2 separate regions of the Homo sapiens genome follow, and region 1 is linked to region 2. Evidence: chromatin loops called from intact Hi-C (ENCODE). Cell type or tissue: Caco-2. All regions are shown on one strand.

Region 1 (4,000 bases), 690 kb before region 2:
GAGGAAAATTCATGTTGACTAGTGTTTGGCTGTCTTCCTAACCTGCTAATGCTGTTTATTACTGACCCAATTTATTAATCACAGCAAAATGTCCCCATTCAAGGGACTGCATGGGAAAACTGACCAATTTTTGAAGTATTATTCTAGAGTATTGACTTTATTTTCATGTAAATGATGAAATGTACATTGTTCATTATGCCTGGAATTTCTTTACAATTGTGCAGGGCAGTGCACTGCATATACAGGCCAGAAACCTGGGACTTCATCTCTTTTCCTAGCGCTTATCTTGGGTAAATCAAGACCTTTCTCTGTCCTTAACTGATTCTCATATAGTAGAAAGTTTTTCAGTGTTTTCTAGTTATACAAACATATTACAACAAGAAAACAGTAACCTGACTCTCAGGATAAAGAAACATCTTTAGGTTAAGATGCTAAAAACTTTGGAATAGGACATTACAAAAATACATTGTATATTAACACAAGGAGCACACTGGTAGCAATTAATTAATCCAATTTCAAGAAAGACTTCAGGATGCTTTGTTTTGTTTATCCCATACATAAGTATCATACAAATAGGACTGGGAAAGTGAGCTGGAAATTCACAATAGGTAAAAGTAGTACCTATAAGGTAAAACTAATAATTTGCAAGCATTTAGTATTTATTTGCTCTTTAATCAACAAATTATGTTGTTACCTTTTAGCAGACTAATCATTTTCAAGCATTTCAATGAATTTTTGACTAACAATTTGAATATTAAATTTTTTTTTCAACTAACACTTTTCAAACTAATTTTGAAGCATTTATTCATTGTATCCTTTAATCAACAAATCCTGTTCAGTCATCTTTTGTGTACTGGTTACCACTGTGTGTTGAGAATAAACACTAATTACATGTTGACTTTGGATAAATAAAAATATTCAGTTAACTCTTCCGAAGCCTGCATTTTATTTTTCTGTTCTCCATTTTTTAAACTGTTACTTTGACTTGAAGATGTGGCTATGATTATTTGGAGTCTCTTTCAGCCTTTTATTCATTATTTATAATTTTGTGTTTGATTTTTATATAACAGACTTTTTCTTCACAGATGGGTAGGTGCTATGGTTTGAATGTACCCACCCAAACTCATTTGTTGGAAACTTAATCTGCAATGCAGCAATGTTAAGAGGTGAGATCCTTAAGAGGGCAAAGCCCTTCTTAATGAAGTAATGCTGTTATGGTGGGAGTAGGTTAGCTACAGCGGGAGTGGTCTCCTGATAAAAGGACAAGTTTGGGCCTCTTCCCTCCTCTTGCATGGTCTGTTTCTCTTTCGCCTTCTGCCGTAGGATAACGCAGCATGAGAGCCCTCACAGGTGTGGGCTCCTTGACCTTGAACTTGCCAGCCTCCAGCATTGTCAGAAACCTCAGTTCTTTATAAATTACCCAGTCACAGGTACTCTGTTATAGCAGCAGAAAACACACTAAAACAGTAGAATTGACCTGGGTTCTACAGGAAAACATTTGCGAGACTGGAGATTAAAAAGAAAGTGAGATCATCCACCCAACCCCCCATCTCCCGTCAAAGTCAGATCCCTAAGGCAGAGGTCCCATAGATCAGGTTACAGAGAAGGTGGCAACTGAAGGAGTGGGCCAGTGCTTGCCAGGCTTACTTCTGTAGAGAAGCTATAGAGCTGGAGTTTTGTAGAAAATCACCATGACTAGTGGATGGGCAGAAAAGTTGAGGATCATCCTAGAAATGGATCTAAGAAATGATTGTTAGCAGTGATAATGAAACTGATTTCTATCAATTACAAGTGTAATGTGAGCAAATACTTGATGATACAAGAAAATCAGCAACAATAGCCACAGTCAAGTGGTCATTTCAAAAGGAAATTTTTTAAATAGCATTTTTTTCTTTCAATACCTGATACCACAGCAACCAATGATTCTAAGTAAATATCCAATTTAATAAAATTACATCTTGGTTTCCCATTAAATATAAAATGTAAATTAATATATATTCACGGTCATGTTTTTAACAATGTCACATACTACAAATTTTAGAAACAAACATTTAACAGAAATGAAATACTCTGGTATATAAAAAGAATCATAAACCTTTGTTTTGTCCTGAATATTAAATAAAAAATAACAAGTTTCCTAAGAATGTGATAATGATCTGAGCAGTAAAGACCTTGAAAGCTAAACAAATTTTGTAGAAATGACTATTGAGATCTGGCACAATTGAATGAAAATGTGGCTCAGAAGTACCACCAGATGGCAGGAGAGGAAAAAGAATTCCAAGCGCAACAAGATGCTCAGTTTGCGTGCCAGGGGGTGACATTTTTTAAAATAAATATTTGCCTGCTAAGCCGTCAGCTTAATATTTCCTCCTCTCCAGCTATTGTGAGGACATATAAAGTCTCTGAAATTAAGTCAGGATTTCAGGACATTTTGCAAAAACCTCTGTAGTGGAAACTTGATGCATCTCTTAACTGAAATTCAGCCATGGAAAATGCCGGTAGGCATCACACCTATGAGTCCCAGGGGCCTCCAGGATCGGCCTTGTAGTCTTGGTCCTGCCATTAACTGGGAGCAAGATTGGGAGCAAGTCACATGACCTAAGCTCTCTGGGTGGCAGATTCTTTTTTTTTTTTAATTGAGTACATCAACTACTGCATAATACTCAAGACCTTATAATTTTTTTTAAAAAAAGGGGCGTCCTCTGAATACTTTTCTAACTTTTTCTTCCTTTTAGGCAATATTTAACAAGATCTGTACTACTATCTAAGATTTCAGAGTTAATGGCCTTGATATAGAGCTGCCACATTGCCCAACTCCACGGTGCCATTGTCATACAATCTTTGCAAACACAGCAGCGGCCAGTTATGCCTTGAACCTCCTGAGTAGCTGCGTTCAGTGGCCCTGCGCTGTTGAACTGCAGGTCAAAGAGCTTAGTGATCTACAGATTCTCTGAAAGTATTTACAACAGCCCCAAATTGCAATTCCTTTATAATTTCCCTAGGCAACTTTTTTGAAAAGGCATGTGTGTGTCTGCGTATGTGTCTATGAGGAATGCATTACATTATGATATGATATGACTTGACTTTGACTCACAAAGTCAGAATTTCAAAGTTTGAATTCTTTCTTTATCCCTTACTTAGCTGTATGGCTTAAAGCAAATTACTTAAATCCTCTGTGCTTCAATTTTCTCATCTACAAAGTGGGGTTAACAATAATTTCTATTAAGTAAAATTATTGTGAACAGGGCAATAAAACTTTCATAATCACTTTGATAGTCTTACCTTACAAAATAGTAAGCACATTTTCAAAAGGACATATGTTCCTTATTAAATATAGGCAATTGTTTTTAAAATATTTGAGGATTTTATCATTTTGTTGTAAAATTGATTAATATTAATTTCAATTTTGCGGTTTTCCTTTCATATTTTTTTATCTTTTTTTTTTTTTTTGAGATGGAGTTTTGCTCTTTTTGCCCAGGCTGGAGTGCAACGGCGCAATCTTGGCTCACTGCAACTTTCATCTCCCGGGTTCAGGCCATTCCCCTACCTCAGCCTCCCAAGTAGCTGGGATTAGCATGCACCACCATGCCCGGCTAATTTTTTGTACATATATATATATATATTTTTTTTTAGTAGAGATGGGGTTTCACCATGTTGGTCAGCTGGTCTTGAAGTCCAGACCTCAGGTGATCCACCCACCTCGGTCTCCCAGAGTGCTGGGATTTACAGGCATGAGCCACCGCGCCTGGCCTCCTTTCATGTTTTCGCCAAGTCTCTCATACCTTGTTTTTGAGCCATAGACCATAGACACTGTGCCTGTAGCGGTAATAGATAATACATCTCTCACTGAAGTTTAAATGAGCTAATCCACATGAAGTGCTTCAAACTGTGCTGACCCATAAAAAGCTTTCAACGAATGTCAGCTGAGATTATTCATCATCTTGATTTCCTAACTCCTGAGGCTATCCTGAGACATAAGAAAAGACCAACAAGAACCAGA
Region 2 (4,000 bases):
TTTTCAGCTTAGCCATTAGCTAGCTGTTTGCCTTTCAAAAGTTCCCAACCTCTTCAAGACTCAGTTTCTACATCTGTTGAGTGGGAGAACAAATCATACTTTGTACAGTCATGGGGAAGATTAAGTGAGAAGATTAAGAATGTAAAGAGCCATAGAAGCAAGTATATACCAGGTGTTCAACAAATATCTGCCCACTTGGTCCTCCTCTTCCTCCTCCTCCATTCATTAAATATCTGATTCTGACCATATATAACTGCAGGAGGATGAAAACCAAAGCCATAACCATAACCAAATCAAATAGAAAACTTTTTCTGCAAAAGTATGTCAGTGGTTCTCAAAATCAGATCCCTGGACCAAGAGCATTAGCATCACCCAGAATTTGTTAAAAATGTACATTTTATTACCTCACCCCAGACCCACTAAACCAGAAATTCTGAGAGTGGGACCCAGCAATCTATGTTTTAAGAAAGTTTGGCACCATTGATACACACCAATGTTTCCGAACCACTTGTATGATAGTTCTTTCATTGCATCAATTTAATTCATATATTACATAGACTGTGGCTAGGTCTAAACAATCAATCTAACAATTGCTCATTCTCTTTTGTTTTATAGAGTGCCTTCAGATTAACTTATTCTGATTAAATCTCTCTCCAGGAAAGAGTAAACCAAGTAAAATGGTGTTACATTAAAAACGTTACAGAAAAAAGACTAGCTAAGCTATTTATGTGATACAGAAAGATAAATGTAGAGAAGTTCTTCTTGAGAAAACTATTTTAATGGCCAAGTAGAGAGAGTGAAGCCTAAATTGGAAGCATTATCCCTAATCCCAATAGCAGGTTAGCACAAGTGACCCTTCAAAAATCCAACCATTTTCACAATAAATACTTTTTTCTTTTAATTTAGCTGTTTCTATTCCAATCCCTTTAACTAAAGTTTAATTACTAATTCAGCTGTCCTGTATTCCTGACCTGAAATTTTTGGAAACTATAAGGCAATTTTGATTTAGAAACCAGGCACTTGTCATTAGGTGCAAACGTTTACGTGCTGAAGACCTCAAACTATTGAAAGTTACAAAACAAGAACTGGGTGTGGGTTGGGCAGCTGAAACCAATTATGCAGATTTGGCATCTAAAGAAAATGGTACATCTGAATACTTAGAATGAGTCCCAATTATATTCCAGTTGTTTTCATTTTTTCCAATTGCTGCAACACTCCTCCACATCCCTCTCCCAGGGCGGTACTCCTCCATCCTTGCTTGCAGATGATTTCAATTGTTTTCCATTTTTTTAATCTTCTCTTTTATCTCAGATGCTTTTCCTTCCTTCCTCATTTCATCATTTTTTTAACAAGACAGTCATGCATCTGATGATTCTACAGATGCAGGGATTTTTCTTCCTGTCCTTGAAGTGACAGCTTGTCTTTCCCCTCAAGTGTCTTTGTCGCAATGCCTGATAAACTGTTTATTTTTCCTAACGGCTTTCCTTTTTAGCCTGAAAAACAAACATTAACCAAAAACCTCCTTGTTTCACTAAATTGTCACTTTCAATGCAATCCCTGGTGCTGGAGCGCCGCCTGCTGAGTAAATGAGAATTAGCAGGTCATAGTGCCTTTGGTTTAGCAGCAGAAAAAATAATGGGCCATTTTATCATCAACAGATTCTTCAGAAATGACTGACTGGTGTAACATTCTGGATATTGTTCCTTCCCCAACAATGCTGCTGAAGTCATTGTACATTATTTATAAGAACCCAAAGTATTTTTAAAACTGCTTATTTTAGGCTGGGCGCGGTGGCTCACGCCTATAATCCCAGCACTTTGGGAGGCCGAGGCGGGCGGATCATGAGGTCAGGAGATCGAGACCATCCTGGCTAACACGGTGAAACCCCGTCTCTACTAAAAATACAAAAATATTAGCCGGGCGTGGTGGCGGGCGCCTGTAGTCCCAGCTACTCGGGAGGCTGAGGCAGGAGAATGGCGTGAACCCGGGAGGCAGATTTTGCAGTGAGTGGAGATCAGGCCACTGCACTCCAGCCTGGGTGACAGAGCGAGACTCCATCTCAAAAAAAAAAAAAAAAACCTGCATACTTTAGCACCATCTACTAAAAACTCAGCAAAATGTCCTCCATAGAATAGGTGCTCAATAAAAACTTGTAGATAGCAGTTTATTAATATCATGTGAAAACATTTATCAAACTGTATTTCAGTTGTCTACTTCTCTTTCTCCCTAAAAAACCGTAGGGCTCCTTGAGGGGGAAAAAAACATACACGTTTTTTTAAAAAACCTATATATTGGCCGAGTGTGGTGGCTGACACCTGTAATCTCAGTACTTTGGGAGGCCAAGGCGGGCAGATCACTTGAGGTCAGGAGTTTGAAACCAGCCTGGCCAATATGGTGAAATCCCATCTCTACTAAAAATACAAAAATTAGCCGGGCGTTCTTGCAGGCGCCTGTAATCCCAGCTACTCAGGAGGCTGAAGCAGGAGAATCGCTTGAACCTGGGAGGCAGAGGTTGCAGTGAGCCAAGATTGCACCATAGAACCCCAGCCTGGGCTACAGAGAGAGACTCAGTCTTTAAAACAAAACAAAACAACAACAACAAAAAAGATATATTTCACTGTAGGTATTCAAAATACATTTGAAGAATACTGATTAAATAATTCTAAATATTTAATAGTCATCATCTCTAGCGCCCATTATGTGCTAAGAACTGTTCTAGCTATTCAACAAACATTTTCTCTAATCCTTAAAACCTGCCCGACAATTTTTGGAAAAAGCTCATCAGCTGTAACTTGACGTCCCAGCTGAACGCAAAACCCTCATTTCCAGGGCTTCTCTGTTACTCTGACACATTCTTTGCACCTGGTTTTTCAGAAGCTTACATTTTATTTTTTTTTTGTTTTTGTTTTTTGTTTTTGTTTGTTTGGTTGGTTTTTTTGTTTGTTTGTTTTTTTGAGACACAGTCTCACTCTGTTGCACAGGCTGGAGTGCAGTGACGCGATCTCGGCTCATTGCAAGCTCCACATCCTGGGTTCACAACATTCTCCTTCCTCAGCCTCCCAAGTAGCTGGGACTACAGGTGCCCGCCACCATGCTTGGGTAATTTTCTTGTATTTTTAGTAGAGAAGGGTTTCACCATGTTGTCCAGGCTGGTCTCGAACTCCTAACCTCAGGTTATCTGCCCACCTCGGCCTCCTAAAGTTCTGGGATTACAGGCCTGAGCCAGCGCATCCAGCCCGGAAACTTACATTTTCAACAGTAGCTTGAGACATTTTCCTGTCAGTGGTCCTTACACAAGGTGAGAAATCATGCACTGACAAAAATTACAAACCCAGGTGTAGTAGATGAAAGAAATGGCCGCCAATTCTTTCCCTCCTTGTACCTACACCCTAGTAATGTGACACTGTAACTCCTTCCATCAAGGAGTAAAGTGTTTTTCTCCCCTTCTTGAATCTGGACTGGCCTTGAGATTTTCTTGGGCCTATACCTCAAAAAACCTTGCATGCGTCTGTTCTCATGCATGGAACCCTGAGCTGCCATGAGAATGAGCTAGCATGGGAAAGAGTGAGTGATCACATGGAGAAAGACTGGCCATCTCAGCCGAACCCATGGTCAGTCAACCCAGCCAAACTATCAGCTGACTAGAGACACATGAGCAAGTGCATCCAAGACCATCCAAACTCAACCTGGACCAGAAGCTCTTCCCAGCTTATCCCAGCCCAAATTAAAGAACAACCTTCAGAATCGTTAGCTAAATAAATAGCTATAATGCCATATAAACCAGAAACATCACCTATTATATATTATAGCCTTAAACGGTTAACTTGAATCTAATCAAGACTCAGATCTAACTTCCAGTTCACAGGAAATGTAAGATAAAGGAACAAGCTAACTGATGTTTTGAGGTGAGGCAGGAATACATAAATACACACATAGACACACGCCACACACACACCAATTTACACTCTTACTTTAATGGGTTAAGTTAGCCAAAAGTAGT

Evidence for each region. Hi-C counts contacts between places; a loop is a spot of excess contacts. Peaks named below come from ENCODE experiments on the same cell type or tissue, not always from the same donor. Only the 100,000 strongest peaks of a DNase experiment are listed, where the experiment ranks them.
Region 1: it touches region 2 in a loop (11-fold over the local background); 85 of 110 quality-filtered maps call a loop at or near these places.

The regions. Positions count from the first base shown.
Region 1 is chr3:24,682,226-24,686,225 of GRCh38, reverse strand. No RefSeq gene overlaps it. Among named protein-coding and RNA genes, the nearest start is that of THRB, 190 kb to the right of the region's middle. In Caco-2, a CTCF peak has its summit at 2,263 (motif pointing right); a DNase peak (open chromatin) is centred at 2,865.
Region 2 is chr3:23,996,699-24,000,698 of GRCh38, reverse strand. No RefSeq gene overlaps it. Among named protein-coding and RNA genes, the nearest start is that of NR1D2, 53 kb to the right of the region's middle. In Caco-2, a CTCF peak has its summit at 1,553; a DNase peak (open chromatin) is centred at 1,568.